Regions from separate parts of the Homo sapiens genome. Here region 2 is linked to region 1. Evidence: read pairs that join two places in POLR2A ChIA-PET (ENCODE). Cell type or tissue: CD4-positive, alpha-beta T cell. All regions are shown on one strand. Links, peaks and the distances in the headings refer to the core of each region. The heading gives the core; the rest is flanking DNA.

What was found. Peaks named below come from ENCODE experiments on the same cell type or tissue, not always from the same donor. Only the 100,000 strongest peaks of a DNase experiment are listed, where the experiment ranks them.
Region 2: POLR2A ChIA-PET joins it to region 1 with 5 read pairs; 7 of 35 experiments call an interaction of 5 or more read pairs at or near these places.

What each region holds. Positions count from the first base shown.
Region 1 is chr21:46,552,290-46,568,250 of GRCh38, reverse strand. DIP2A (disco interacting protein 2 homolog A) reads right to left here. Exons shown (of 38, transcript NM_015151.4): 26 at 13,959-14,082; 27 at 13,555-13,676; 28 at 13,318-13,429; 29 at 12,160-12,269; 30 at 11,182-11,312; 31 at 10,498-10,666; 32 at 9,858-10,028; 33 at 7,468-7,529; 34 at 6,446-6,503; 35 at 4,319-4,393; 36 at 2,364-2,538; 37 at 1,568-1,691; 38 at 1-881. The coding sequence ends at 629. Among named protein-coding and RNA genes, the nearest start is that of S100B, 45 kb to the left of the region's middle. In CD4-positive, alpha-beta T cell, for the core only: no CTCF peak of the experiment used is centred there; a DNase peak (open chromatin) is centred at 8,510; H3K4me3 peaks cover 1,513 bases; H3K27ac peaks cover 3,330 bases.
Region 2 is chr21:46,492,820-46,508,780 of GRCh38, reverse strand. DIP2A (disco interacting protein 2 homolog A) reads right to left here. Exons shown (of 38, transcript NM_015151.4): 4 at 11,674-11,793; 5 at 9,948-10,199; 6 at 4,292-4,420. Among named protein-coding and RNA genes, the nearest start is that of DIP2A-IT1, 38 kb to the right of the region's middle. RefSeq lists an enhancer at 8,210-8,349. In CD4-positive, alpha-beta T cell, for the core only: no CTCF peak of the experiment used is centred there; no DNase peak of the experiment used is centred there; H3K27ac peaks cover 419 bases.

The DNA of each region.
Region 1 (15,961 bases), core at 4,505-12,504:
CCGTGGCCAGCCAGCACACCTCTTTCAATAAAGGAACTGGCAGAGGAGGCACTGTGTGTGACCACAGTGCCCTCTGTGAGCAGGGAGGATGGGTCCAGCTTGCTTCCTTTTTCCATCAGCCTCCCTGTGAAACAGAAGTGAGGCAGCTGGTTTGTACTCTGCTATCTTCCCAGAATCAAGTTTCTCCCCGTAAATGGTCTCAAGTTTCTCCCGTAAATTCTATATATGAACTTGTCATTTGAAGTGGGAATAAATAACTGAATTTTAAAAATCAGGAACTATATTTTTAGCCTAAAGAAAGTGCAAACTTGCAGTACAGCAGAGAACAACCTCGGTGCCTGTGATTCCTCACAATGCCCATGCCAGGCCTTTCCTTTCCTTTCCTTGTCTCTCCATCTGTTAAAATACCAGCATCCGTGTTTTTGTAAATGTACTTGGCAGATTCAAAATATTTCTTTAAATAATTCAGGAAGTGCTTTCTAAAAGGAGATGCGGGGATTGTTGAGAGGGATCTGTAAGAGCACAGGAAGGGCGAGTCCCGGTGAGTGAGCTCTGCGGTGTCTTCCCACATCACACCTTGGACTGCTGGGGCTCATTCATCTCCGGCACCTGGGCCGGTGTGCTGCGCTCACATGTTGTAGGCGACATAGATGGGGTCCAGCTGGTCAGCCAGGAAGCCGTCCCGCAGGTGCATGCGCTGCTTCTCACCCCGAGAGTTGATAGGGATCACCCCTGGGTCCACGATGACCACCACTCCCACGACCAGGTAGTGCTCCTCCAGCACCACGTTGGTCACCAGGGCCACCAGGTCCAGGGCATCCTGCTCTAGCCCATCCAGCTCCACCACCACCACCAGCAGGTTGGTCCAGGTGAATACGGCACTGCAGAGAGAAGACAGACTGGGTCACATGGATACAGGCACAGGTCACAGGGGCCAATGAATGCTTGGGAAAGGGTGGCACAAAGAAGAGTGAAGCCCACCAATGTCACACAGCTATTTAAGGCCATTTACAATCTAAAGATCAGGCCAGATCCATTTTACAGGATGTCTATTCCAACTAAAGCTTTTACTGAGAATCAGAGCATTATCTGATGCTGAAAGCTGTACCTGTCCCAACACAAGTTCCCTACAGGTGAAGGAATCAGGAGTCACAACCATGTGAGAAACTCATATTAAAAGTAGAAACACTTCAGGATGAGACCTGTGGAAATCTACATTTTGCCTGTGCATTTGGGGACAATCTCTTAGCTTACCACTGATAAGGAAACAGATAAAAAAACAAGCCAAACCCAAACACAGGCAGTGAGGTGTGCTCTGGCACCATGTTTTGCAGAGTACATCCAGAGGGAGAACCCACAAGAAGTCCTCAGCCCTCTCTGGCAATGCCCAAGGTAGATAGGGCTCATCTACATGGCACCCAGCTCCACTGCAGACCAGGGTGACAATGCAGGAGGCCTGTGCCCAGGGCCCAGCAGTCCTTGCTCTGCTCCAACCGATGCACAGCACTCATGCCCAGAGGAAGGGCTGGAGGGACCACGTGAAGCCGCCCTCCACCTGGGCTCTTACCACTCAGCGATGCTCCTGTGTGCTCGGATGACAGAGGTCTCAATGTCGATGGGGTGGTACCGCATGCCTCTGAGCTCCAGAGTTTCATCCAGAGACCCAACCACATACAGTGCATCGTGCCGCCCTGTGAACAGTGTGTGTTTACACGTGCCCAGAAAGCCAAGGCATGCAGAGTCTGGACATTCGTATCCTCTGAGCCCAACCAGGGGCTCTCAGGCACAGGGAGGTCTCAACTGAAACATCATGAGGTCGCACACCACGTGCAGAAAGGGTGATGGAGGTCCTGGCAGAGCAGGCTGTTATCTCTGCAGCACGGAACCACCTCAGGAAAGTTACAGCAAGTGTGAGCGTATTATTAAAAATAACTTATCTCTGTGAACGGGACACCATCTATAGGAGCTACCAAAAGTTCTGCCTTATCTGGCCAGCTTGTGGTGGCTGCACAGAGTCCTCTGGACATTGACCACAACCTTAAATGGGTTGTGCATGGGGAAGCCACTGGTAAAGACACAGCGGCAGAGAGACCGGTCTGGCCTCGGGGAGAAGCCTGGTAGCCTTATCACCAACACCGTCCCCCACGCCCTCAGCAGAGGCCAAGGGCCCAAGGACAGTGAGGGGCAGTCATGGAGGGAAAACAGTATTTTCAGAGAAAACTGCTGTCAGAACATCTTCCCCCCACAAGGAGCAATACCAGACCACAGCAAGGAGTGAGGTGTGCTAGCAGGTGACTAAGCTCTTGGGGAGCCCAGGTCCTCCCCGCACAGCACTCACGCAGGGCTTCACCACAACCCCTCACCTCCACTGGCATCAGTGAGCTCTGTTCGCCGAAGGAAGCCAAGGTAGCCGGTCCTTGCCCAGATGGTCTGTGTGTCTCCAAAACTCAGCCGGGCACTGAAGTGGTCGGCATGAAGCGCCTCCTCCCCGTAAACGGTGTAGTACCCGGTGGCATTGTGGGGGCTGCTTACCCAGATCTGGTGGGCCCAGAGGACAAGAATGTGATGTGTTACCAACCACCGAGTTCAGATTCTGTCACGAGACATCCACTGGCCAAGAATAATGCTCCAGAAAACACTGAACGAAGTCGGGGCGGATAATATTCATTGTCTCTTATTTTATGAACTAAGTTAAATTACAGGCACAGAAAGCAAACAGAACTTTTCTCTCCTTAAATACTGTGTTTCTTCCTTTGACCCAAGAATGTCATCTGTAGGACTCTATCCTACGTGGGTAAGTCGAGAGGGGCAATTCCACCTTCCTCACATCCAACTATTGTTGGTAATAAGAGAGGGCCGGGAGCAACCCACATTCCACAACAGGGACAGGCTGAAGGAATGAGGGTTCTTACAGAGTGGAGAGCGTGCAGCTGCTCAGACTCACAGTAAGACAGAGGCCCTGAAAACAGACGGCACATCCCAGGGTTAACGTCAGCCCCACGCGCGTGTGTGTGCGTCCGCTATCCGTGTTCACGTGTGTGTATCCACCTGTCCACGTGTTTGTGTGCACCCTCATATCTACACACGTAAGCATTTTGTGCATCCATGCAGAGACCAAGGGACCAGAGGCCTGTGCCTGCAGGACCAAGTGTCATGGGGCCCTTCTAGAGAGAGTCCGTCCAGAACCCACGGTCAGTTCGACTGGCTCTAAGACGCCCCTGCATGGCAGCGTCTGAAAGAGGAGAACGGGGTGGCCAATAGGGGCGTTTCCCTTGAGCATCTGCCACAAGGGTGGGTCACCATGCCTGGCTCAGACTCTCCATTTCTTGGGGGTACACCCTTGACTTACAGACCTGGGTTTGGCTGTGCAGGAAGTGGGACGGTTGAGGGGAGGGTCCCTCACACCAGCCACACTCAGGGTTGGGACCCAGGACACCTTCCCATCAGGACACGGTAAGACCACCTGAGGGCCCGCACGCTCACACCCTTGTCCCAGTCAGGAGAAGCCAGCTGAGGCTGAGTGATTTCCCTCTGGGCACGGCTTGCTGGAAGCCCCCAGTCTGGCTTCACAGCAGAGCTCACAAATGATGCCTGTGCCCGCCTGGTTTGAAGACATCAATTTGACAGCACATTCCCCAAGAGGATAGGACTAGGAACGTGAGTCCTTATGCTCCCATGACAACAGATCAATCTGCACATTCGGGACTGCACGTCAAGCTGCCACCACTGCCTGTAAATAATGAGTCATGCCTGTCCCAAATTACAGCAAGATGTACGTGCAATACATGTAGACATTTCAACCCAACGGATTCCTGTATAGCCTCTGTGTTCTCAGGGAGACCCGCACCCTCCACTGTGTCCTCAGGACAAGGGCTCTGAGCTCCCCAAACCTCCCAGCTGCAGGTGGAGGCCCTGAACTCTTCTGGTGCAGAGTTCCCTATTGCCAGTTCCCCGTGTCTGTGCTCCTGCCTGGGTGCCAGGGACCACGTTTACGTAGCAGCTGCTGGGTCCTGCACAAGGTAGCTGTTTTCCACACTGCCACTGGTTCCTGTGCAGCTCCTCTCACCTGTCAGTGCCCTCAAACCTAGGGGTTCCCCTCTCTTGGTTAGGTCAACCTAGGGATGAGGCAGTTTGTCCCACAGTACCCCAAAATCCTACATAGGAACTGGGTCTGGGAGGTACACGGGGCAAGGGCCAAATGGTTTCTGGTAGATTCCCAAAGGCAAGTTTAGAATTCCAAAATCTGAAGCAAAAAGGGAAGGAAGGTGAAGCTGGTGAGGCTGGAGAGCTCAAGCCCCTCCCATGGGCCCCTGCTCACCTCTCCCAGGTGTGAGTCTCCCAAGGGTCCTTTGGTCTCGGTGTGTGCGATGATGACCTTCACGCCGGGGAGGATCTGGAAGGAGGAGAGCTATGTCCCTTGTTAAAGAAAACATGACACGAGACTCTCTTGATTCAGTGACATTAAAATAACGTCCCTCAGAAGCTGGCCTGCAGGACTGATGTGCTCATGTCAGGTCAGGAAGTTTAGAGGCCGCTCCAAATTTGACTTTGAATTTTGAAAGAAATAAGAGATGTTAATAGAAATAAGCAAAATGACTCCAGTTCCTGAGAAGGGATCCCGTCTCTGGGTGTCAGGAGGGGCAGAGGGTCACTAAGCCTACAAAGACAATCAGCCAGGTGATGCCAGCGCACCTGATGGGCATCCATCCAGGGGTGCAGTGACCCTGCTGTGCCCAGCCCTGCAGGAGGCACATGTCTGTCCTAGTTCTTGGCCAGGAACCTGACCATGAGGAAGTTCTTCCTGCCCGTGACTCCGAGTCAGTCCAACCACTGAGCACTGGCTCTGTGCCAATTCAGGACGGCAAGAGGCCACCATCTCTTACCTGGCCTCCCAGGCCCGGTCCCAGTGTTCCCTCACTGGGCTCAGGTCAGACCACCTGACTGCACAAGGCCTGGATGCTTGTTCTGTGTCCTCAGTTTCCTCACGTATGAAATGGGGGCAATGACACTGCAGGCTCAGGGCAGGCAAGAGGAGGGGACGACGGGCCACAGGGAGGTGTGAGCTACGGTTACCGCCAGACCCTCCCCGGCGGAGTGGGACTGTTCTGTTTCCCCAGATGCTGTTGGAGCCTCCATCTTCTCCCTGCATGTCCCAGCTGAGCCCCAAAACCAGAGCTCTTTCCAGGACACAAACCTATCAGGCCCAAGTGATTGTAACAGCAAAATAGGAAAGAACGTCCAATAAAAGGGGGTGAGCTAAACAATTACAGTGCGGCTGTACATGGCAGGGCAGGGAAAAGAGCGACGTGGAGGCCCCATGACCCAGGGAAACCCGCTGAGTTTACACCAAGGATGATGCAGAGCTGTGTGCGATGGCGGCTCACATGTCCCTGTGCTCAGAGAAGGGAGGACGTGCAGCAGCCCACGGCTCCCACAGATGTGCTGTCCACTAAGCTCACCCGACTCCACTCTCGGCTGGTCTACCGCCTGAAGTGACTGTAACAGGGGACACGGGAAGGGAGCTTTTCAAGCCCCTGCACCTGCATGTGAGTTCACTCACTCACGCACTCCTTCTGCTCCCCACACTCAGCCCAGTCCCACTGGCCTCCCTGTAGCTCCCACCTCGAGACCCTCACAGCAGCTGTGCCTTCTGTCCGCAGTCTCACCCCTGCTGCCCTGCAGGAGTCTGTATCCTGGACATCACATGGCTTGGCTGGGTCCCTCTCTGGACCCCTCTCTGACTCCCCACAGGTGGCTGTGGCCATGGCAGTGAACGGAGTCAGGGTGGCCAAGCTCCTTCCCTTGCCTCTGCGGTTGTGAAGGCACCAGGGTCCCCGACTCATATCAAGCCTGGCTTACTCTTCATGCTGCCTTCCTGGGCTGTGTGGCTTTTCCTCCTTCCTTTGAACCCTTCCTGGTTCAGAGGATGCTGTTCTGTGCCTATGTCTGCTGACCTCTTGCAGCATCTCAGTTTTTTCCTGGGAGTCCTCGGGCCATCTCAGGATCCCCCAGATCCCCGACAGGGTCTGGGGGCCTCTTCCCTGCTGACACCCTAAACTAGGGCATGAGATTTTGCCATCTCCAACTTAGGGCCAGGGCCACTCCATTTAACTCTAAATGTGTGGGTGGGCCGGAACCCCCCTCCATGGCCCTGGCCCCAGAGGCCTGAGGCCTGCCACCCACCCAGCGGGAGTTCTTTATTCCTGCACCTGAACTTCTCCCTTTCTTGGCTTTGAGCTCAGATGTGTGTTTAAAAACATAACTAAGTAATTCTATATACCAGCCACAAAGGAGGGAAGGAGACTTCTGCAGCAGCCGAGCCCACCCCAACCAGAAGTCGACCTGTGTTCATCAGAGCCGCAGCCCCCAGCACCCTCCACGGGGTGATGCTTCAGACAAAGGTCTCAGACGCGACTCAGAATGCACGCGTCTTGGTTTCCACTACCTTTCCAGACTCCATCAATGGCAGGCTGTGCGGAGAACCCCGTTCTACCAAACGAACCCTAAAAATTAAGGGAACAATTTCAGTACAAAATTTACTACACAGGTAGTAATGTCTGAAAGGGCAGATCATGACGTTGGAAATGATCACTCTGAGGGTCTGTTGACAACAGTCAGGATGTCAACCTTTCCACAGCACACCTGCCATGAATGGCAGGGACACCCCAACCACGCTGCGGTCCCAAGTGCCGCCACCCGCATGCACTCGCCACCCACCCCATGTGCTCACAGCAGCTCACTCTACATTTCGTTTAGGTCCTCCCTGAACCCAGCAAGCCCCTGGCACCCAGTAAGCTAAACCTAGTGTTTACATCAAGCTACAGTGTGGCCATACTTGAGAATCCAGGACTGGGATCTGAGCTTCAAAGCTGGGAGGGGCCCTGATACACATCTGACCACAGACCAGCAAGCACACACTGTATGCACCACCATCGTTCATCAAGATGAAACTAAGTCAGATCCTATGACAGCATCAGGTAAGAAACGTTCTTGCCAGTAGATGGATAACTTGTCTTCTATCTGTCCCTATCCCTCTAAAAACCAAATGTCACATGGGTCATCGGGTAAGAAACGTTCTTGCCAGTAGATGGGTTACTTGTCTTCTCTCTGTCCCTGTCCCTCTAAAGAACCAAATGTCACAGGGGCCACTCTTATTCTTCCTGGTTGTGTGACAGATAAAGGGATGTTAACTGCAGCCCTGGGGACACGGGCGCACAGAGATAGACACTGAGCTCCCCTGGGAGGCACGCCCGGAGTGGGGCACACAGCTCTCCTCTTCCTCTTGGTGCAGATGGCCCAATGTAGCCAGCTGTCCTCTCATGTGCCCATCCAGGTGTCCCGGTAGGCCTGACTTGGCCCCGCCGTCCTCTAATGCCTGGGTCCCGGGGGTGCATAGTCAGTGCAGACCTGGTTTGCATCACTTTGCCACTGGGTATCCATGGGGCCCAGGCAGGCTGGGAGCATTACCTGTCATGGCGCAGTGCCCGCATGTCCACGTAGACGGTTGTGGGGTCCGGGCCAGCTGTGCCCTGGAAGGAGAGCAGCAGAGGAACTTCTGTTCAGGGGCCTCACTTAACATCTTGTTTCTACAGGTACAGCTGCATGGCAGCTCCTCCCTGGCCCCCGGGGACACCCAAGAAGGTAGCAGCTCTGCTCCCTGCAGTGAGTCCGCCTAGGGGTTCAAGGTCCCCCAGGCAGTCTGATGCTTTCCATCCAAACATCCACAGAGCTTGATAATATTGAGCGAAACACTCAATGACTCTGAAAACACCAAATCATGCCACTTTACATTTCAGTTCTAACAACTTTCTATTCCCACTGGTCTCTTGCTGTGATGAAAACACCATTAGGATTTGAGGGGCATTTCCACCATGCTGTCAGGCAGGGCCTTGCCTCTCACCAACCAGCCTAATTCTACCGGGGACTGCTCGCAGCCGAGACTCACTCAGGTGAGATGGATGGCAGCCTTCACCTTTCTACTCTCTTCCTTTCTGAATCTTACAGTTAACATTAATCCCGACTAAAGGACATTATGTGTCATTTTATTCAATAAGGAACATCAATTAAATGAGTACTCTGATCAACATCACCCTTAAAGATCCCAGACAACATAACCTGTGTCTGCACTGGAATTAAACACCTCTGCACTGGAACTAAACACAGCCCTTCCTCCCAAGGCAATGCTATGAGCATTAACATTTTTTGAAAATAGTTTTACTTTTAAATTTGGTTACAAGGGAGCTTTTGTAATATGTCAAGTAATATCCACTGTGAACAAAGTAAGACAGCAAAAGAAACATGTTTGTCTAGAATTCACGAGAAAGTCACATGAACTCATGGGAGGGGGAAGCACAGAGGCACCAACAAGGTCAAGGTCAAGGTCATACCTGCTCAGCCAGCTTTCCCAGCCTGTTGGGCTGACAGAGGCCAAGGAGGCAGCAGAGTGAGACAGGGAGGAGACAGCCACAGGAAACACACACAGAAGCAGCAGCCACATGAGAAACACAGGGAAAGAGAGAGCAAAACCCACCTCTGTATCTTAAAGAGCAAACGTGAACATCCCATTAACATCATTTCTGCAATCATGTGTGGCATCCATACCCTTCCGACGTCTAGCAAGGAGGCCCCAGGCTTGCAGACGCAGAGCCGCTAACACAAAGGCCGGCACCCACGCTCAGCCACAGCCTACACAGGAAGCGAGCTCACAAAAGGCTCCCGCCCGATCTCCTCTGCTGCGTGACAAGGGTCTGAGGCTTGAGTGGTCAGGGGTCTTTTTGTGGTGAAGAGGGTGTGAGCAGAGCCCCCGCCCTGCCCTGCGTGCACTGCCACTGTGATGGGGAGGCACAAGGCCAAGCAAACACTTTGGAAACAGAGACAGACCTGCACTCAGCCCTGCTCTGGCACGGACAGGTGCCATTTCCTTCCAGCTATTCTTGTACTATGTGGGTGAATAAGGCGTTCAATATGTAGGGTTATCTAAAAAGCCATTTGGTTTTAAGATGTTTTTAGAAAGAAATGAAATTGAGATACTAGTACAAAATCTGGGCAACAGCTGTAGCTATCTGAGGAAGCAATAAACAGAACTGCCGTGAGCTCTTCAATCTCTGAAACTTGGTGCTACCTATGTTTTTTTTTTTTTTTTTTTTTTTTTTTTGAGACAGGGTCTCGCTCTGTCACCCAGGCTGGAGTGCAGTGGTGAGATCTTGGCTCGCTGCAACCTCCTCTTGCCAGGTTCAAGCGATTCTTGTGCCTCAACCTCCCAAGTAGCCGGGACAACAGGCGCGCACCACCAGCCAGCTAATTTTTGTATTTTTAGTAGAGACGGGGTCTCATCATATTGTCCAGGCTGGTCTCGAATTCCTGACCTCAGGTAATCCGCCTGCCTCAGCCTCCCAAAGTGCTGGGATTATAGGCATGAGCCACCACTCCTGGCCTGAAACTTGGTGCTTCCTTTTAATAAGACATTTCATGGTTTCAGAAATGAATTTGAGTCAACACAAATTACCACATTTATTAATGTTTCAATTTAATATTGCTAGATATCTTAAAACAGTAAGTTCAATCTTGCTTTAAGAACTTAGCTGTGTTTTATATCTAACTTAGAGAGTCTTACAGTTATTAGTCACTGTTCAAAAACAATGTGTTTTTTTTCCAAATAAGCCTTTCTCCAACTAGAATAGAACATCTTTAAAAATAAAACCCTTGAAGCTAAAATGTTACATGGAAATGAGATATCAAAGGCCCAGAGAAGGAGAAATAGATCAGGCGGCTACAAAACGGCACATTAACAACTGGGAAACTGGGTCTCCATGCTGCCAACAGCCAGCTTTCGAGAACCGCAGCCCCAGGCACCTCACCTGGAGGCAGATGGCCACGTTGACCCTGCACCCGAACGTGGTGCTTACGGCGCGGGCCGGCAGGCCCAGGTCCTTGAAGAGCTTGGAGAAGGACTGGGTCAGCGCAATCCTGGGCCGCTCCTCGGCGACCACCATGCACGTGCGCACACATGACAGGTTCACCCCCTTCATCTGCGGGAGGGGTGAGCGGTCAGGCCACGGCCACAGCTCAGTGAGTTGCCAGGGCCCTGGGCACTGTTTTGGGAAATCTCCGGGTGGGCACACAGAGGTGGAGCTGGACACCAACCTCCTCTCCGCAGGCTGTGTCTGTTCCACAGAATCCTACGTGTGGATGCGCTAAACGATTCCCATCTGACCTGCATCCCACACCTGCCCTCCCACGCGGCCAGACTTCCACCCCGCTATCTCGCAGGGACCCTGCCCTACCCCCCACCCTCCTCTCCTGCGGGGTGTGGAGCTGCAGAGACAGGTGGGCCGTGGGAGGACAGATGTGTACATAGGGCCCCTAGTGGGAAAGGGTTTTCTCTACTTCCTCCAACTGCAGGGAGGGGCCTTGGGAGTCTTGTTTTGTTTTGTTGTTTTTAAACTTCCCAGGGCTGTGGTCTGCAGCACACTCAGAAGCCCGGGTCTGGGCACTCACCCTGAGGACACCCGTCTGTGCGCCTAGGCCCTTGGTGCACATCTCCATCACAGAGTAGGAGCAGAAGGTGACGCGGGCCTTGTACTGGCTGACGGCCGACAGCCACAGGGACACGTTGCTCTCCAGCTCCAGCGGGGGCACCAGCACTGATTGGTGTCCCGAGTAGACACTGCGAGAGGGAAGGCTCGTGAGGCTCCGCCCGCCCACCCAGCACCCTGGGCACTCCACTCTTCCCTTCCTCAAGAACACTTCTTTTCCAGCCACAACAGGGGCATGATTTCTGTTCTGACGCCAAGTGGGGGGGTTTGGTGGAAAACATGCCACAGGGTGAAGGTTGGGGGATGGCAGGCACGGGGTTCTGAGCTCTGCTCCGAACACTTGGAGAGGATCCGGGGACACCACTCCAGAGGCATTCACTTCTAGAGACGGATCGCCACTTTCTAGTGTTTGAAGGAATCAAGCAGATTCTTCCCAAGTACTGATAACGGACAGTGTATTTAATGAAAAATGTATTTTCACTCAATTTCAGACTCAGACTCCAACCCACTTCATCCCCAAACAAACCCACTCACACACATCTCATCGGCTTCCTGAGCACCCAGAAAAGGTGCCTTAGAAGGCCAAGGTTCCTAAGAGCCACACGAGCTGCTCCCACCTGGCAGGCAGCAGGGGCCCTGCACTCACCTGCACAGACACCACAGGGCAAAACCAAGGCCACAGTAGGGGTCGAGGCAGATGGCGATCTGCCGCGAGGGGTACAGCTCACACTGCAGCTTTATGGAGCGGCATAAGGCGCTTGTGGCCGCGTGCGACATCTTAAGAGTAAAATAAAGTTCAAAAAAAAAAAGTGAAATGAAATTCAGGAGGGGAGAGGGTGGATGGCAGTGTCCGCTGTTCACATGGCTAGACCATAGCTCCGAACTACCAAACATCATATTTATTTCCTTAAAAGACGGTTGGCTCAAATCCCCATATAACCTAAATAATACCCAAGAAATGGTACACTAAAAATCTTTGAAACAAAATTTCAGGGTAATGAATTTTTAAAATTTTTTTCTTTTTTTTTTTTTTGAGGCAGAGTCTTGCTCTGTCGCCCAGGCTGGAGTGCAATGGCACAATCTCGGCTCACTGCAACCTCTGCCTCCCGGGTTCAAGCAATTCTCCTGCCTCAGCCTCCTGAGTATCTGGGATTAGAGGCACCTGCCACCATGCCCAGCTAATTTTTTGTATTTTTAGTAGAGACGGGGTTTCACCACGTTGGCCAGGATGGTCTCCATCTCTTGATCTTGTGATCCACCCGCCTCGGCCTCCCGAAGTGCTGGGATTACAGGCGTGAGCCACCACGCCCCGCCTGAAAAATTTTAATTGAGCTATTGACTCCCAGCAAGGTAAGAGATTCTTCAAAGCCACCAGTTCCTGTAAGCTAGACAGTCATAAATCAGAAAGTTTAGACATAACCATAATGCATCAGAAAACGCATTACTCTCAGGCTAATCACATCTTAGCATTTATTGGTATTTAACACAAATCTTAAGAAGCAAAATTGTTGCTTTGTGCTTTGCATAAGAAGGACCTGTCAGTTTAAATCTGCATCTGACATCCTTTCTGTCCACTCCTCCTGATTTCTAGGGGCTGAAGCAAACAAGATTTCAGAGGACCTACCTTCACTCCCGCTAATATCCCAGTGGTTGACACGCTGAAGTCCAAGTATGCGAGGACATCGGGGGAGGGGGGCCTGAAAACGCTTGCTATCTTCTTTTTTGGGATGTCATCTGTTAAACAGGAGACACCAGCAACATTAGTGTTCCCACATGTATTCTGAACGCTCTGGGCTTTCACAGGCAAGAGGCGACACATGATTTGTCCTTGGGAGTCCTGCAGAGAGTGAGCTCAGACGGGAGTGGGGCCGTGACGATGCAGGCTGTGCGTGCTCAGGAAAGCGTATTTCATTCTTCATGGAAACGCTACCCGGTCCCACCAAGACCACACTGAGCCTGTGGGGATGGGGGACGAGGCAGGGCGAAGAGGGGAGGCATCACGTCACTGACCAGTAGGAAAGATTAGAGGACTAGGGATTTGCCAAAAGTCACAGAGCCTATGGCAAAGCCCAGATGAGCCGAGTCCCGACCACAGCAAGAATAGCTGTGGACGGGCTCTGGGTTCTGCGTGCTTCATCAAGTTCTCGTGGCCCCATGAGCCAGACACCACTGCCTCCCTGGGTGCAACTGGACACAGGCTCAGCAGGGCAGGCACCGCTCCCCTTGAGGCAAGCCCGTGAGGCTTTGGGGCCCTGGCCAGCTGTTTGGCTCTGAGCCTGCCCTCCCCTACACCAGCTGCCCTGGCCCAGCCCCATCCAGCCCAGGCTGAGACAGGTCCACGGCAGAGGGGAGCCAGGGGGGTTTCTGACCCTCACCCTGTTGGCCCTCAGCATTTCATGGGGCATGACAGCATTCACCAATGATGGGGACAGGGATGCTGGAGTGGCGGCATGCGGTGGGAGCTGTGTCCTCAAAGCGTTTGCAGAAAGCCTCAGAGAGCTGCCAGCCCCCATGCCAGTAGGAGGCGGGTGAGAGGGGCAAGGCTGTGCTCCACACCACTTGGGACTGGGTGCGGCTGCTGTGGGCTGAGTGGAGCGTGGGTTTACACATGGGACAGGGACCCCTACTCCCCACCAGGGCCCGGGGCACCCCCTGCTGTCAGCCAGGCTCCTGCCAGGACTGCTCTTGCCTCACGTGTGTTTTTGGACGGCAGCCAGGCCACACCACACCTACAACAAAGAAAGGAAAAGGGACTGGTCCTGGGCAGTGCGAGGACACGCACCTGTGTCTAGGATGGTGGGCCAGGTCCTGATGTCCACGGCAGCAGCAGCCTCCTTGGACCTGAGCAGCCGTGTGACAGCCTGCGTGGTGAGGACGCATGCAGACTTGCTGACCTGCATGGCGAGGGGCCAAGGGTGGGTGGGCGGGGCCTCTCAAGCTGCCCAGAAAAGGGGGCAGCGGAGGGCAGCCTTGCAGCCTCCCACTCACAGACTCTGACCCGCGGGCCAGGTAGGCGCACCTCCACGATCATCTTGACGGTGGGCAGTGTGGTGCCGAGGTTCTGAGGGTGCGGGGGCCGCACGGTGACAGGCACGCAGCCACAGTACAAGCAGCCATAGAACGCGGCAATGAGGTCCACCCCTGTGGAGACAAGGACTGGCTGTGAGGAGGCCGGCCGCAAGAGGCTCCCACCAGCCTCTGTTCACTGTTCCTGCGAGAGAGGAGGGGAGGTGGTGCTGGGGGGGCATGGGTGACTCCTGGGTTTCCACAGGGGTAGCTGAGCTGAGGAGGCAGACACATGCAGAGAGGAGGGGCTGAGCTTAGTTTTGGAAGATGCTTCGGGGAGGGAGTGTCTAGGGGGCTGCTTAGGATAGGAGGCTGCTTACAAAGAGCTGCAGGTGGACAGCCCCACAGTGAGCCCACCTGGTGGGTAGACCAGAGCCACATGGTCCCCAACACTCAGTCTTCCCTTCTCCATCAGAGCCGCGGCCACTCTCTCAGCCCTTTTGTGCAGCTGGACACAGGTTGCAGTGCTTGTGACGGTGCCCTAGGAAAGCGATCTTTGAGCTCATCTGTATGCTGGTGCGTGCAGGTGGGCTGTTCGCAGATCTGCGTGCACACCACCTGCACGCCACTGCACACGACACCTTGTGATTAGCGTCCATGATAATGACAATGTGTCAGTCCTAGACGTACGGCTGGTGTCTTTTTTTTGGTAGAGATGGGGTTTCACCATGTTGGCCAGGCTGGTCTCGAACTCCTGACCTCAAGTGATCTGCCCGCCTCAGCCTCTCAAAGTGCTGGGATTACAGGCATAAGCCACCGCACATGGTCCACGACTGGTGTCTTTTCTCACCATCTGTACTCTCTCACTAGCAGTGAAGGGACAGGCATGCAAGTATCTCCTGTGTGGTCCCAGCTAAGAGGGAGAGATGCGGGCACTCCATTCACCCAGGGCAGAGCCAGAAACACGTGGGTAAAGAAGACCTTTCTGGCCTTTTCAATAAAATATTCCATACGACACCATTATAAATACATAATAAGCGATAAGCAAACATCCCTGAATTGTACTACTTTCCATGCCCACAGGTCACCTGCACTGAGCCTGGGCGTGTGTCATCTGCAACCGGCTTTCTCAGAGGCATCTGTGTGTCTCCTCTAGGACTGACTACACCAGCTCCTTCATTCACCCTGTCTCTCTGCTGAGGGGCACTGGGGCTATGTGACCAGTTCAAGGCAAACAGAAATACCTGGTAACCCTACCTCTCTGCTCAGGACACTCATCCTCCCTGATCCCCTGCCAGGCCTCGCAGCTTTTTTAGTCCTTCTTAAGAAGATAAAAAGTGCAATTCAGTCTAATAAATATAAAACTCCAGAGCAGACCAGTGTAACATCAAAACTCCCTGTTTCTCGATTGGTGGCTTCTACTGACAGAAGGCAGTGGAAGAGAGAGACCAGTGGACGCACTTATGTGCTGTGTCCAGGCACAAGGGCTGGGCAGATCCTGAGATTCCAAATCCCGGAAGCTTTGCCAGTCCATATGAGTCAGGGCCCCATCAGGACAGAACCTGAGATCTGGACTGGGACTCAAAGCCCGCAAGGTCTGGGATCCCACTGCATCCTTAGGGAAAACCCAGCGACCCCCAGCCTTATCTGCATCCCCTACCTGGGACCACCTGGCCCCCACCACACTGGCCTCCTTTCCTGCCTTGAGCCACTGGGCATCATTCTTCATAGCCCCTGCTACCCAGTTCCATTCAAAGCCCCCTCCCCAGCACTCCAGGTTACATCACTCCACTGTATTGATACTGAGGTTCACACCATAAGCTGATTTTACCTTGGTCAATGATAAATCACTGGCTGGTTTGTAGGCTTTAGAACTCAATCAATCATAAAATAAATGTTTACTGGGCATGGTTCTAGATGCTTCCAATACACCAGAAAAACAAAGTCTCTCTCCTACGGAACTTGTTTTCTAGCAGGAAAGACTGATTTTAAGCCTCCTGAGAGTAGGGGTCCTTTTAATCTTATTACTGTGCACTGTGCACATTGTAGGCATCATTAAGTATTTTTTTAATTCGAATGAGCAGCACCAAGAGCTAGAAGAGCATATTCTAAGCCACAGTGACCTACTCTTTACGACACCAAAGCTTAAGAGTTCTTACAGCTTGTATGGTGCGTGGGACAGGAAGCCTTGCAGGGTTTTAAGTTATTTAACTTTCTGTGTTTCCGCATTTCGCATTCCTGCCCACAACCTGAATATGAAGATTACAGCTTCTCCTTCTTGACATCCTGAATGTTCCTAGCACAGTGGAATGCACACAACAGGAACTTGAAACACATGAGAATTTCCAAATCAGCAGCAGGAGCAGGGCAGGAAGCAACATTTGTCATTTAAAAGCTGTAACCAAATGTAGAAATTCTAA
Region 2 (15,961 bases), core at 4,444-12,443, 59 kb after region 1:
AAACTGCTGGGATCACAGGCGTGTGCCACCGCGCCCGGCCTAAGCAGTTTTTTAAATGGTCCAGGGACCCCTGGGGCATCCAAGTCCCTTTCAGGAAGTTTATGAGGTCACGACTATTCCATGGTAATGTTAAGAAGTCATGGCCCTGTAATCCCAGCACTTTGGGAGGCTGAGGCAGGTGGATCACGAGGTCAGGAGATCGAGACCATCCTGGCTAACACAGTGAAACCCCATCTTTACTAAAAATACAAAAAATTAGCCGGGTGTGGTGGCGGGCGCCTGTAGTCCCAGCTACTCGGGAGGCTGAGGCAGGAGAATGGCATGAACCCGGGAGGCGGAGCTTGCAGTGAGCCGAGATTGCGCCACTGCACTCCAGCCTTGGTGAAAGAGGGAGACTTCTTCTCAAAAAAAAAAAAAAAAAAAAAAAGTCATTGGCCAGCCAGGAGCAGTGGCTCACAGCTGTAATCCCAGCACTTTGGTTAGCTAAGGCAGGAGAGGATCGCTTGAGGCCAGAAGTTTAAGACTAGCCTGGTCAACACAGCAAGACCCTGTCTCTACAAAAAATTTAAAAAATAAAAAATTATCTGGATGTGGTGGCTTGTGCCTGCAGTCCCTGCTCCTTGGGAGGCTGAGAAGGAAGGATTGCTTGAGTCCAGAAGTTTCAGGCTACAGTGAGCCATGATCATGTCAGTGAACTCCAGCCTGGGCAACAGAGTCACTATTTAAAAAAAAAAAAAATGGGGGGCTGGGCACAGTGGCTCACCCCTGTAATCCCAGCACATTGGGGTTCTGAGGTGGGCAGATCACTTGAGTTCTAGACTAGCCTGGCCAACAGGTCAAAATCCCATCTCTACTAAAAAATACAAAAATTAGCCAAGCTTGCTGGTATGCACCTGTAGTAAAGAAAAAAAAATTAGCCAAGTGTGGTGGCAGTTGCCTGGAGTTCCAGCTACTTGGGAGGCTAAGGCAGGAGAATCGCTTGACACCAGAAGGCAGAGGCTGCGGTGAGCCAAAATCAAGCCACTGCACTCCATCCTGGGTGACAGAGCAAGACTTTGTCTTAAAAAAAAAAAAAAAAAAAAAAAAAAGAACAGAAAATTAAAAAAAAAAAGCAGAGTTGGAGGACTCAAACTGTATAATTTCAAGAATTTTAAGAAAATCACAGTGGTCATGGCTATACGAGGTGTAAGGACAGATAAATAAGGAAACGGAACAACACACAGAGCCCAGAGCCCAGAAATAGACCCTTCCCTCTCCAACATGGTCTACCGATTTTCATTAAAGATGCCAAGGAAACTTGGTGGGAAAAGAATGGTCTTTATTATAAATGATGCTAGAACAACTGAATACCCACATACAAAAATGTAAACTTTGATTCATACCTGATACTTAGGCTAAAATTAACTCAAAATGAACTATCTACCTAAATGTAAAAACTAAAACTATAAAATTCTGGAAGAAAATATAGGAGAAAACATTTGTGACCTTGGGTTAGACAAAAATTTCTTAGATATGACACAAAAGCACAATATATAAAAAAATTTGGTAAACTGAATGTCATAAAAATGTAAACCATCTGCTCTTTGAAAGGCATTGTTAAAGCAAGCCAGACTGGGAGAAAATACAAATGATAAACCTCATATGGGATGACTTGTATCTAGAATATATAAACAGCCCTCAAAACTCAATAAGAAAACAAGCACAATTTGGCTGGCCACAGTGGCTCACACTGTAATCCCAGCACTTTGGGAAGCCAAGGCAGGCAGAGACGAGGAGTTCAAGACCAGCCTGGTCTCTACTAAAAAGACAAAAATTAGCCAGGCATCGTGGCACATGCCTGTAATCCCAGCTACTCACGAGACTGAGGCAGGAGAATTGCTTGAACCTGGGAGGTGGATGTTGCAGTGAGCCAAGATCGCACCACTGCACTCTGCCTGGGTGACAGTGAAACTCCGTCTCAAAAAAAAAAAAAAAAAGAGAAGAAAGAAAGAAAAGAAAGAAAAGAAAAGAAAGAAAGAAAGAAAGAAAGAAAGAAAGAAAGAAAGAAAGAAAGAAAAACAAGCACAATTAAAAAAAAAAATAGGCCAAAAGTATGAACAGATACTTTCCCTCAAGAGATACACAGATGGCAAATAGGTGCATAAAAAGATGTTCAACACACCATCAGCCGTTAGGGAAATGCAAATTGAAACTGTAATGAGATATCTCTACATGCCTATTGGGATGGCTGAAATTTTTTAAACATAATACCAACTGTTGGAAAGGGTGTGGAGGAACTGATACTCTCACTACTAATAATGAGAATGTAAAATGGTACAATCACTTTGGAAAACAGCGTGGCAGTTTCTTAAAAAGTTAAAATAGGCTGGGTATGGTGGCTCACACCTATAATCCCAGTACTTTAGGTGGCCAAGGCAGGTGGATCACTTGAGGCCAGGAGTTTGAGACCAGCCTGGACAACATGGTGAAATCCCATCTCTACTGAAAATGCAAAAATTAACTGGGCGTGGTGGCACATGCCTGTAATCCCAGCTACTTGGGAGGGTGAGGCAGGAGAATCGCTTGAACCCAGGATGGCGAGGTTTCAGTGAGCCAAGATCATGCCACTGCACTCTAGCCTGGGCAACAGAGTGAGACTCAGTCTCCAAAAAAAAAGGTGAAATACACCTACAATATAATTCAGCCATTCTACTTCTAGGTATTGACCCAAAAGAAATGAAAGTACCCATCTATGCAAAAACGTATACAAGATTGATTATTCATAGCAGCTTTACTTGTAACCGGCCCAAACTAGAAACAACCTAAATACACATCAACAGGTGAACAGCCAAATTGTGGTGCATCCATTTAATGAAATATTACTCAATGAGAAGGAGTAAACTATTGATACAGAACATGAATGAATCTCAAAATAATTATGGAGAGTGGTAGAAGGCAGACCATAAACGTAAACGCTGTATGATTCCTTTTATATAAAATTCTAGAAAATGCAATCTAATCTATAGTGACAGAAAGTAAATCGGTGGCTGCCTGAAGTGTATGGGGAAAGCCAGAAGGATCCGAAGAGAGGAGGACCAAGGAACACAAGGACACTTTTGGGCGTGCTGGATATGGTCACTATCTTGATTGTAGTGATGCTTTCCACAGCTGTACAAATGTCTTAAAACTTTTGAGAAAGGAGTCTCACTCTATCGCCCAGGCTGGAGTGAAGTGACACAATCTTGGCTCACTGCAACCTCCGCCTCTCGGGTTCAAGCGATTCTCCTGCCTCAGTCTCCCGAGTAGCTGGGACTATAGACGCCCGCCACCACACTCGGCTAATTTTTTTGTATTTTTAGTAGAGATGGGGTTTCACCACGTTAGCCAGGATGGTCTCGATCTCCTGACCTAGTGATCTGCCCGCCTCAGCCTCCCAAAGTGCTGGGATTACAGGTGTGAGCCACCGCGCCCAGCCGAAACTGTACACTTTAAATATGTGCAATTCATTATGTCAATTACCCTTTAATTAAGCTCTTAATTTTTTTAAATATAAAGAGTAATAAATTGAATTAAATACATGTCTAGCCAATGTACAGACTGCTTCATGTTGATTCAGTATTTTTCTTCTGCCTCTGGACAAGGAGATGAAAGCCCTCAACAAAATCTGACACTCTGTTTGGGAGTACCAACATATATGATAGGCCCTAGCTCTGAGCTCCTCTTAATTTTTATTTAAATTATTATTTTGGGAAAAAAATTGACATGATTTTGATAAAAGACATTGAAGACTGTTTCAAAAAGAAATGGTGTAAATGAGGACATTATGAAAGTTACACTGACATCTCTGAGCCTGCACATGGGAAACCATGATTGCTGTTGCACCGATTTCACAGTCTGCTGAAGATGGAGAGTGTAGGGGGCTGTTCTGTCATAGGTGGGTGTGTGCACTCGCACTGACTAAGTCATTCTGTCTGCCACATTGAATCTAAATAAAGAAACTTCCCACAGCTTCTCATTTCCCTACTATATTGCAGATCGAAACGCCCTTTGCATCCTATCTAAATTTGGAAGTCTTTTCCCTCCCCACTCTCCTCGTTTCCCCTCTGACCAATTCCATTGATATTTCCAATTATTTCTCCACATGATGCTTTCTATAACATTAACTGCACACACTGGTTTCTATTTATCTGCATGGATTAAAACTGACGTTTGGCTTGGGTTTGCTACAGTGAATACATTAAAGCTGTGTTCAATACCCAAAGACAAAACCTGTGTTCTGCTATTTCACGAGGAGAAAGAGAGGCAGGCTCACCATCTGCTGTTTCCAGCATGCTCCCGCTGCACCCCCGAGGAACACTTCTCACAGAAGCCACCTGTGGACGCTCAAAGTACGAATGCTCCACGAGGCCCGTGGTGACATCAGGAGGGGCAGAATGCAGATCTGCTTTTGAAAAACACACCCAAAATGAAAGTGGCTGTTAAGTCAAATGAGTATTAAGCTGCTCTTGAAACCCCGTTAGTCTAAAGCTCCACTAGCTGAGTTCTAAGTGGGGAGAGTGTGGTATTTTCATTAATTTGTTTTCTTGGCTGACCAAAGGCATACTGGGACCCTATGAACTCCCAGACACGTTATGCAGACATCTGCGTGCATGTGGGTGGCTCAATTCTCAAAGGGATCCAGACTCAGAACCACCATCTTCAGCACAGAGGCAGGCACAGAGTAAACCTGCCTGTCACAATGGCCTGATGAGATTTTGGTTAGAAATTCCCTCAAGGGGCTGGGCATGGTGGCTGACACCTGTAATCCCTGCACTTGGGGAGGCTGACATAGGCAGATCACCTGAGGTCAGGGGTTCGAGACCAGCCTGGCCAACATGGCGAAACCCCGTCTCTACTAAAAATACAAAAATCAGCCGGGCGTCGTGGCACATGCCTGTAATCCCAGCTACTGGGGAGGCTGAGGCAGGAGAATCACTTGAACCCAGGAGGCGGAGGTTGCAGTGAGCTGAGATTGCACCACTGCACTCTAACTTGGGCAACAGAGCGACACTCTCTCTCAAAAAGAAAAAAGAAAGAAAGAAGGAAGGAAGGAAGGAAAGAGAAAGAAGAAAGAAAGAAAAGAAAGAAAGAAAGAAAAAGAAAGAAAGAAAAAGAAAGAAAGAAAGGAAAGAAAGAAAGAAAGAAAGAAAGGAAGGAAGGAAGGAAGGAAGGAAGGAAGGAAGGAAGGAAGAAATTCCCTCAAGGAAGCAGAAACAAATTTGAAATCAATTGTCACTGGTACATTTTTTTGTTACATTATGAAAAAAACAGCCAGGATCATACAAACTACTACAACCCCCAAAAAAGTATGTTGGACACCAAACCTTTGCAGTCCTAAAAGAATAAAACTACAGAAATTAAAACTTCCCCCACTGCCAGTTAAAACAGCTGCAAAACTAAGAGACCACAATCAAGTTCCTTTTTTTTTTTTTTTTTTGAGATGGAGTCTCACTTTATCACTGCCCAGACTGGAGTGCAGTGGCACAATCTTGGCTCACTGCAACCTCTGCCTCCTGAGTTCAAGCAATTCTCCTGTCTCAGTCCCCCAAGTAGCTGGGATTACAGGCATGTGCCACCACACCCAGCCAATTTTTGTATTTTTAGTAGAGACGGGTTTTCACCATATTGGCCAAGCTGGTCTTGAACTCCTGGACTCAAGTGATCCAACCACCTCGGCCTCCTGAAGTGCTGGGATTACAGGTGTGATCCACCGCGCCTGGCCACAATCAAGTTCTTAAAGTAGAATTGGTGTAACATTTAAAAACAGACATTAGATCTGGAACATATGTAAAAGTCACTCCTTCCATTGTCTGAATGTACATTTTTGTGTTTTATTTCCATGGTACAGTCCATCTATCTGTTCAGAATGCTGGCTGACTGTAAGTTCCTATAGGAATTATGGTTATAATTGGGTCTACCACTAGGAAAGGCACTGTGTCTATATGACTATAGAAATTGTGTTCTACCACAACAATGAATACACAGATGCTCGCCCATTTATAAGAATCAACATAGGGGCCAACATGGTAGCTCACACCTGTAATCCCAGCAATTTGGAAGGTCAAGGCGGGCAGATCAGCTGAGGTCAGGAGTTCGAGAATGGCCTGGCCAACACGGTGAAACCCTGTCTCTACTAAAAATACAAAAATTATCCAGGCGTGGTGGTGCATGCCTGTAATCCCAGCTACTCGGGAGGCTGAGGCAGGAGAATCGCTTGAACCCGGGAGGTGGAGGTTGCAGTGAGCCAAGATTGCACCACTGCACTCCAGCCTGGGGGACAGAGTGAGACCCTGTCACAAAAAAAAAAAAAAAAAAAAAAAAAAAATCAACACTAGCTGTGCAGTGGCTCACACTTATAATCCCAGCACTTTGGGAGGCTGAGGCAGGAGGATCACTTGAGCCCAGGAATTTGAGATCAGCCTGGGCAACATAGTGAGCTCCCATCTCTTAAAAAAAAAAATTAGCTGGGCATGGTGGTGGACACCTGTGGTCCCAGCTACTTAGGAGGCTGAGGTGAAAGGACCACTGGAGCCCAGAAGTTCCAGGTTACAGTGAGCTAGGACCATACCGCTGCACTCTAGCCCGGGCCACAGAGTGAGATCTTATCTCCAAAAAAATAAATAAATAAACACTAGTCTATGTTAGGTAGAGACAACTGGTAATGTTTAATATTTTAATGAAGGTACCTGTTAGTATCACTGTGGTACTCCTAGGTACAATGTAAAGCAGTAACTTTTTACTAGGTTTGTAGAAAGCTGAAGTATATGAAAGCACAAACTCACTGTCTGCATAGCAGAATATACCTTTTGAAAAAATCTAAACCGTTAAGATTTTTCACAACCCTTGAAAAAGCCTGATGCTGATCAAATTAGCATTTTAAAGTATGTCTATCAGGAGGTTCTTTTAGTTTAAAAAGAAATTTCCCCACTCTTCCAAATCTAGCAAAAAGAATAAATGATTTTAAAAGTATATATGGAAAAAAAGGTATACATGGTATACATACATGTACTACAAGTAGTTTTTTAAAACAGCTATATAATGGCTGGGAGCAGTGGCTCATTCCTATAATCCTAACATTTTGAAAGGCCAAGGCATGAGGATCACTTGAGCCCAGGAGTTCAAGCCCAGTCTGGGCAACACAGTAAAAACTCCATCTTTCCAAAAAATTTTTAAAAATTAGCTAGGCATGCTGGCATTTGCCTATAGTCCCAGCTGCTCAGGAGGCTAAGGTGGGAGAATTTCTTAAGCCCAGGAGTTCAAGGCTGCAGTGACCTATGATCATGCCACTGTACTCCAGCGTGGGTGACAGAGCAAGACCCTGTCTCTAGGTGGAAAAATAAAAAAAAAAGCTGCATAAAAATAAACATAAACTACATTCAAAATAAAAATAAGCTACTATAATTAAAAGAAGCTACTATAATTAAAAGTACTGCTTTTAAAAATAGGTATTTACATTTGTATAAAAAAGGCTTAATGTATTTGATTTCCTTAATCCAAAACTGAAAGTGATATATTTTTAAAAATTATCTTTACCTGATATGTTCTACCTCGAATTTTTTACTTAATATATTCTTCCTCTTTTCATGTTTCTTTCCTTAGTTTAAATTGAAGACACATCTAGTGTTAGAAACTAAAACAAAGGATGATTTCTGTCATAAGAGGGAAGTTGAGTATTTTTGAGATTTAGAAATTCAAATTAACTATGTCCAACATTTAGGATGTGGGTAGCTACAATCTGTAGAAAATTGCAATCCTGTAAGCAAAGTATTAAATCAAGTCCAAGTTAAGAATTTTTTTTAAATGTATTAGAATTGATCACAAAATGTTGATGCTAGGACTAACAAGAAAGGAAGAGATGATTACAGCTGCATCTGCAGGAGTCAGGAGCTGTCTTCCACCAACATAGGTAATAAACCTACATTATAAATAATTGCAGCCAAGTCCTTTTCAGAGAATGAAAACATCTAATTCAAACACACATTAGAGTTCAATGCTTTGCTTAAAGACACCCCACAATCACTGGAAAGTTGAGGGCTGTACGGTTAAACATTCTGAACTGTGGCTAATTTTTCATGCTGAATAAGCTTTTATTTCTAACCCACCCGGAAACAGTGTTGAGATGACTCAGCAATGGCTAATAAACTCAAACTACAAATGTTTTGTTTGCTCTCCTGCACCATCTCACCTAGAAAGGAGCTTCTGGGAGAAGAAATGAGGTAACAGAACATTTAAAACTACTGTTTTCCTGCCCCTGCCTCAGAATTGGAGTTAACTATGTATTTCTACAAAGTTAAATCACCAACGATGAACAGAGAAGGCAAACAACAGTGCAAAAGCTGTTTTCAAGATATGGACTGTACACCACCTTGAGGAAAGGTGGGCAGCAGCCTCTGGCCATGGAACACCCAGGAAAGCTACAGAAACAATCTGAGCAGGCTGTTTTCCTAAGAGAAACTTTCTCTGTGGAAAATGCTGCCTGCTGCTACCCTTGTAGTCTTGGCAGTTCCTTTATGAGCTGGAAGCAGTGTGGAGACAGAGCAGGGCACTGTGAGCTTTCATCTGAGACGGACGCCTCAGAAGAAGGACACATGTTCAATGGAAACACAAGAGATGTGCTGACTCAAACAAACAAAAACATGAAGAGCAACAGTGATGCACACTACAGAGGATGATGAGACAGAAGCTGTGGGCCACCCAACATACCCAACTTGCCCCCAGTCCAGCCAAATGACCGAGGTCTTACAAAAAAGAGCTCGGCACCCATGGGGACCCCAGCACAAACACCAGCGTGTCACAGGTGTCACCTTTCAGTTTTGGCAGAAAAGCAACAAAAAGCAAAGAAAATGAATAGGAATCAAGAAAACTGGTATCAGCCCTGGCTTCACCACTTAAGGCTGCTGTCTGATCTCAAGCAAGTTACAATCGCTGGACTTTTTTTTCTTCCTTCCTCATCTGGGAAAAAAAGGAGGGGATTAAGATGAGTCTTCAACAATACTGATTGTATTTTAAGGTACTTGTGCAAGAGTGTATGTGGGTTTCACATGCCAGCTACATACAGCTAACTATGCTGCTGTTTTAGTTAAAAAATAGAATTTCAAAGGATGAAAGGTTTACACTTTTTTCATCTCTAAGATGAATGTAATTTAAAGGATTCCATGATTTGGGAAAGATCCATGCATCATATGATTAGCTCTGACTGACACCTTTTCAGGCCAAAGGCTGTCTAACCTGGTATCTGGAGGAGCGAAAGCCCTCTACCCCAACCTCAGAATTCCAGCCAGGTACAGAGACAACCAATGGGCCTGCAGCTGTGAACACATAGCCAAGAGGAAAGGCACAGACAACAGAGAGGCGGCCAGGTCAAGGGTGATGATCACAGCCACCAGCAGGTATGGATGTGTGCTGACCATCTACCCCTGCACCTACTGCATGCACCAGCTTCCCCTCAAGAGCAGGAAGGTGTTATGACACTGAGAAACACCACACCCTTCTGGGGGACTATGAGAAATGCCCCATGCCCCAAAGGACTAGGACTGCCAAATTAAAGAAGTATCAACAACTACTTTTGTTACCAAAAGGACATTTCCCAGATGAAAAATACGTAGGTCTTGATGGGGGAAAAAATTTGCAACTGAGCTGTATTGTTCAAAAGGTTATTAGGGATTTAATCTGAATGATGAATTAACCAAATATTAGCCCATTTCTTTCAAGTGCAATTATTAAAAGCTCAAAATCAATTTAATGTCTCAGGCAGATAAGCCAGTATGGGTTATCTGGGTTGTGTGACCTCAGTCACTTGGAGAGCACTCAGGCCTGCAGCTAAGTCTGCAGGGTGGCGCCTGGCTCAGGTGCCCTCCATCTGCTCCTCTGTCCTGGACACTCCTGACCCCGCTCTGCTGGCACAGGGGCCGCAGCAGCTTATTACTGACCTATGTGGGTGTGGGCCTCGAGGCCTGCGAGTGCAGTGGTAGCGGCGGCCCCCGGCGTGGCTGCAGCACTGGGAGCAGTGGTGGGTCTCCCTCCCGGGTGAGATGAGGTGGAGGATGCAGAGGATGAGGTGGACGAGCCCTGAATGACCCGGTCGAGCCAGGGCTCGACGCTGGAATGGCTCTGGAGCGGAGTGGAGGTGAGTCGCCCGGGTCGCCGTAAAGAGCCCTCATCTTCTGAGGCAGACGACGTGTCTGTGGTTAAAATAACGATGACAGGCATGATATCGGGATGAGTCAAGAGGAGGACGGAGTTCCCACTCACACTGGAGCCTCCCAGACCTGTGTGCAGCATGCTTCTGTACACCTGGCACAGCTCTGCCCAAAGCCACGCAGTCAGCTCAAAGGTCACCCTCAATCTAGAAGGGCATGCAAGAAGCCCTACTGTGGGGAAAATGATTCCATGAGCCCCCAGCTCCCCAGAGAGAACTCAGCCACAGGGTACCAGACACACTCAGTGAAGACAGCCTCTGATCTCCTAAACGGCTTCAGCATATACCTCAGTGGGGGTGTTCTGTGAATATTCAGTGCTGCACTGCATGTCCACAGAGTCGGACACCATATCCACACATCAGTCAGCATCACCCAGGGGAGAGCCTGTGCCCGGCCCTACATCTTGGAGGCAGTGAGAAGGCATCCTGGCCTGTGCATGGCCCCAGCAACAACATGGTGGCCATGGGAGAACCGCAGCCCTGTCTACATGCATCCTTTCAGGGGAGTCATGTGAACTAGCCCTAAAAACAATTCCTTCTCCGAGAAAATTGCTTCAGACAACAAAATTAACTGTACATTAAGGTTTCTTCAAGTCAGCATGACTGTGTGTTTCATTATGGGTTTTACAATTATTAAAACATTATTTTAAAATTGGATAGTGTCTATAGCTATATTTAGCAAAAACAATAATTTGACAGCCATTTCTAAGATTTTTTTCAACAATAAACTTCTTTTAAGCAAGAAAGTGTTACCAAAACCACTAAATCATCTTACGAATCTGGTGTGTTTGGTTTTATTGTGTAGTATCTCCAAATACCTCAAACCAAAAATGGGTGTCACTATTTTTGATACTTTAAATATATGACAACAATGCAAGTTCATGAATGTGAAGTCATTAGACACTATCGACATCTTGTACAGTTTAACAGGAAGACTAAAATACATTATTGCTAGAGAGAAACCTCATATAAAAGTTTTCATTTCTAATGGTACCAACAATAAAACAACAACAAAATCAACCGCAAAACTTTCCAAATAGTCTTATACTGTTGCATATAAGTCCTGGTTACAACCTGTTAAGTTATAGGTAATAAGATGACAATAACTGTAAAATTCCTAATTCAGGAAGCTTTAGCTTAGTGCTTATTTTAGGCTCCTCTTAGTGCTTTAGGTTCTTCTCTTTACTAAAAGACATAAATAGCATCTTAGTAAAAGAAATTAAGATCCACACAAAAAGTCTTATAGAAAGCAAGTACCCATTTGGGTAAGAATACTATGTACACCATAGATTTTCAGGTAAGGAATACGAGCATATGCAAACATTTTTAATCTCCAAATGCGTCCAATCTATACTACAGGCCAGACGGATATTCCAACTCAATGGGAAGTAAATAGGATAACATCAGGCCTGTGAAACACTCAAAAAAAAGCCACACTTGACATTGTTTATCAATACCTGGAGGGGTGTAGGTTTCCACAGACGAATGCACAAGGACAGAACGTCTCTTCGAAGGCATAGGCATCTTCCTCTCTTTGTATTTGGCCAAAGCTGCTTGCACGGCTTCAGTGTGGACATCTACACAGGAAGGACAGCAGTAAAAATACTTTTTACAAGACTGTTTATAAAGTAACAAATTAAGTTTCATGTTTTTGTTTGTTTTCAGTGGGGGTAAAAGGAATAGAAGCTCTCTCTGTCTATCCTCACATGTTGGTCCTAGATTTCTTTAAATATTTCTTTGTTTGTAGATCTAACTTTGGAATCTTGTAAATATTTCCTTAGTTATAAATCAAAACTGAATAAAAGAGAAATCCCCAAAATTGAAAATAAAGTGAAACAAATGAGCCTAAATGTGTATCTAGTTGTTGGTTTAAACCATGCTTGTTCAACCCGTGGCCCATGGGCCTCATATGGCTCAGGAGGGCTTTGAATGCAGCCTAATACAAATTCGTAAAATTTCTTAAAACATTATGAGATTTTTTTGCAATTTTTTTTAGCTTATCAGCTATCGTTAGTGTTAGTGTATTTTATGTGTGGCCCAGGATAATTATTCTTCTTCCAACGTGGCCCAAGGTAGCCAAAAGATTGGACACCCCTGGTTTAAACTATTGCAGCTGACTTTAAAACACTGAAGTTAGACTGGTCAACCTCTACTTCCAGAAATATCTAATAAGGACAAAAATAACTGAACAAAAACTTTTAAACTCTCTCATATTGTTGATAGCAGTGAAGGCATTGTCATATAGATTCTTCGTGAGTCCTGTGGGATATGGCAAATGAAAAGCACTTAATAGTCTGATTCTACCATAGCTAGAGCTTGGACACTCATGAGGGAGAGGAGATACAAATGTAGATGAAAGAGGTAGGCTGGACACAGTGGCTCATGCCTGTAATCCCAGCGCTCTAGGAGGCTGAGGCAGGAGGATCGTTTGAGGCCAGGACCAGCCTGTGCACCACAGCAAGACCACATTTCTGAAAAAAAAATTTTTTTTTTTGAGATGGAGTCTCGATCTGTCGCCAGGCTAGAATGCAATGGCGTGATCTCAGCTCACTGCAATCTCCGCCTCCCGGGTTCAGACAATTCTCCTGCCTCAGCCTCCCGAGGAGCTGGGATTACAGGCACCCCCCACCACGCCCGGCTAATTTTTATATTTTTAGTACAGATGGGGTTTCACTATGTTGGCCAAGCTGGTCTTGAACTCCTGACATGGTGATCCGCCCGCCTTGGCCTCTGTAAGTGCTGGGATTATAGGTGTAAGCCACCGCACCTGGCCCAATTTTTTTTGTTTAATTAGGCAGGTGCAGTGGCATGCGCCTGTGGTCCCAGCTACTCAGGAAGCTGAAGCTGGAGGATCACTTGAGCCCAGGAGTTCCAAGGTGCAGTAAGCTATGCCTGTACCACTGCCTCCAGCCTGGGTGACAGAGTGAGAACCCAAGAAAGAAAAAGAGAAAAAGAAGGAAAGAAAGGGAAGGAAGGAAGAAAAGAAAGAGAGAGAGAGGATGGGCACAGTGGCTCATGCCTGTAATCCCAGCACTTTGGGAGGCCGAGGTGAGCGGATCCCCTGAGGTCGGGAGTTCCAGACCAGCCTGGTCAACATGGAGAAACCCTGTCTCTACTAAAAACACAAAATTAGCCGGGCATGGTGGTGCATGCCTGTAATCCCAGCTACTTGAGAGGCTGAGGCAGGAAAATCGTTTGAACCCGGGAGGCAGAGATTGTGGTGAGCCGAGATCACGCCATTGCACTCCAGCCTGGGAAAGAAGAGTGAAACTCCATCTCAAAAACAGAGAGAGAGAGAGAGAGAGAGAGAGAGAGAGAGAAAGAAGAGAAGAGAAGAGAAGAGAAGAGAAGAGAAGAGAAGAGAAGAGAAGAGAAGAGAAGAGAAAAAGCGAAAGAGAAAGAGGGAGGGATGGAGGGAAGGGAGGGAGGGAGAGAGAGAGATGAAGTACAGACCCTGCAGTTCTGAATCTGAATAGATTATGTCACTACAAACAAATGTGGTATCCTGTCTTTTAAAAGTCTGTCTTACCTCTGTACAGTGAAAATGTCTACAAACAACAATCAGCCCAATAGCAATCAGCATCCTAGTGCCCAGACTGTGGTCTTGAAACACCATCCTCACTTAAAAAAAACCCTTAGAAATGGCAGATTCTGGAGCAGGGGAGAAATGCCCAGGATGAACCTAGAACTTCTTATCCTAACAGCCAACCAGGAAATGGTCAAACAACTCGAGCCAATTTGAAGAGATTCCCAATGGCGAAGAATGGGACAATCTGAATATCGGTAAGAATAAATACTAAAATGGACTGAAACATCAAATATGATACTGACAGAAGAAAAGAAGAAAAAGGAAAAGAGGAAACGCAATCAATTGGTTGCCATTGGAGGAGGCCAGTGACTCAACCTATTGTTCTGAAAACTAGTAAATAAATGGAAAGAATTAAATATTCATCTTGACTTTCTTTCCTGTACCAAGTTGTAAATAACAGAAGTTTCTCTTTACGGAAATATTCTGGCCTTTGAGTGAAGAAGGAATGTCAGAATCTAAATTTCACCATTTTGCAGCCCAAAGGAAATCAATCTAAGAACTGAGAAAAATCACTGGTTTTCAAGCACCACAGTGAACAGCCAAGAGTCAGGCCCAACAGGCCTCTTGGTGGAGGAACACAGGGCCACCCATGACAGTCTTGTAAACAGCTGAACGTTGTAACCTGACTTTCATCAAACCTAGTGACCTAAAAAGCATGTCAGAGACACCAAGAGGAACCATCAGACAAACACAGCTCAGCTTCTCCTACAAACTAAGGTTCATAGAGGCTGAAAACACTTACCAACCAACTGCAATGTGTAGCTCTTATTTGAATCCTGGGTCCAAATAAACTTGTTCCTTAGAAGCCATACGAGCAAAAGCCATATGAACATTGGCTGAATATTTGCTATTAAGGAAGTATTTATTGTTAATTACTTTGTGAAAATGGCATTATCTTTTAGAAATACAATCTTTTCAGATACAGAAACCAAGACTATTACGACATCAAAATGACAGAGATCGAGAATATTATGACATCTAAATGAAATAACATATCCGAGATTTGCTATGAAACCATATGGGAAGGGAGGAAGCAGGTAGAGTATAGATTAATCCAAGGCAGGGCATGGATGGCCCAGAATTTCTGGAGCTCGACTATGGGTCCAGGGGAGCTATAATACAATGATGGCCAGTTTTGTAGACGCTTCAATTTTCCCCAACAAATGTCTGAAAACATTTAAAAATCTCACATTTAAATGGCTTGTAGGGCCAGGTTAAACCTTTTCCTACTCAGGAAAGGTGAAGAATTCACACCTAGACATATGATAAAGGAAATTCATGGATATCAAAGACACAGAACAATTCTAAAAGCTTCCAGAGAAAAAGGTAAATCACCTTGAAAGATCAAGAAACAGACTGACAATACTCAGTAGTAACACCAGGCACAAAAAAGCAATAGTTTTGAAGACAAAAAGTGTTAAACCTAGAATTTTATATCCAGCCAAATTATCATTTAAATATGAATATTTAATAAAAATATTATCAGACATACAAGGTTCGAAAAGCATTTCCACACAAGGACTTAACTGAAAACACTCATGGAAAAAGGCACTCACGAAAAGAGAGCAAGAAACAAACTGAGACCCTTGTGATGGATTTGGAAGTTACTGTGATTCCCCTAAACATTATTGCTGTCTTAGAAAAAAAGGAAAATAAGTATAGATTAAAAACAACCTAGAACTAAAAATATAGATAATATCAACCTGATAGGGTATATCAACAGATCCAAAAATACTCAACAAACCCCAAGCACAAGAAACAAAACCAGCCCACGTGCATCATAATCAAATCACTCAACACCAGCATCTTAGTCTGCTCAGTTGCCATAACAAAACAGCATAAACTAAGTGGCTTAAACAACACAAATTTTTCTTACTGGAGACTGTATGTCCAAGATCAAGGTGCCTCATGGTTGGTGTCCGGTGAGGGCTCTCTTCCTGGCTTACAGACATCTGCCTTCTAACCATTGTACTCATAGGTTGATGGGGCAGGGCGGGGGCCAGCAAGCTCTAGTGCCTCTTTTTTTTTTCTTCCTTTTTTTTTTGAGACAGAGTCTCACTCAGGCTGGAGTGCAGTGGGGCAATATTGGCTCACTGCAACCTCCACCTACCGGTTCAAGCGATTCTCATGCCTCAGTCTCCAGAATACCTAGGACT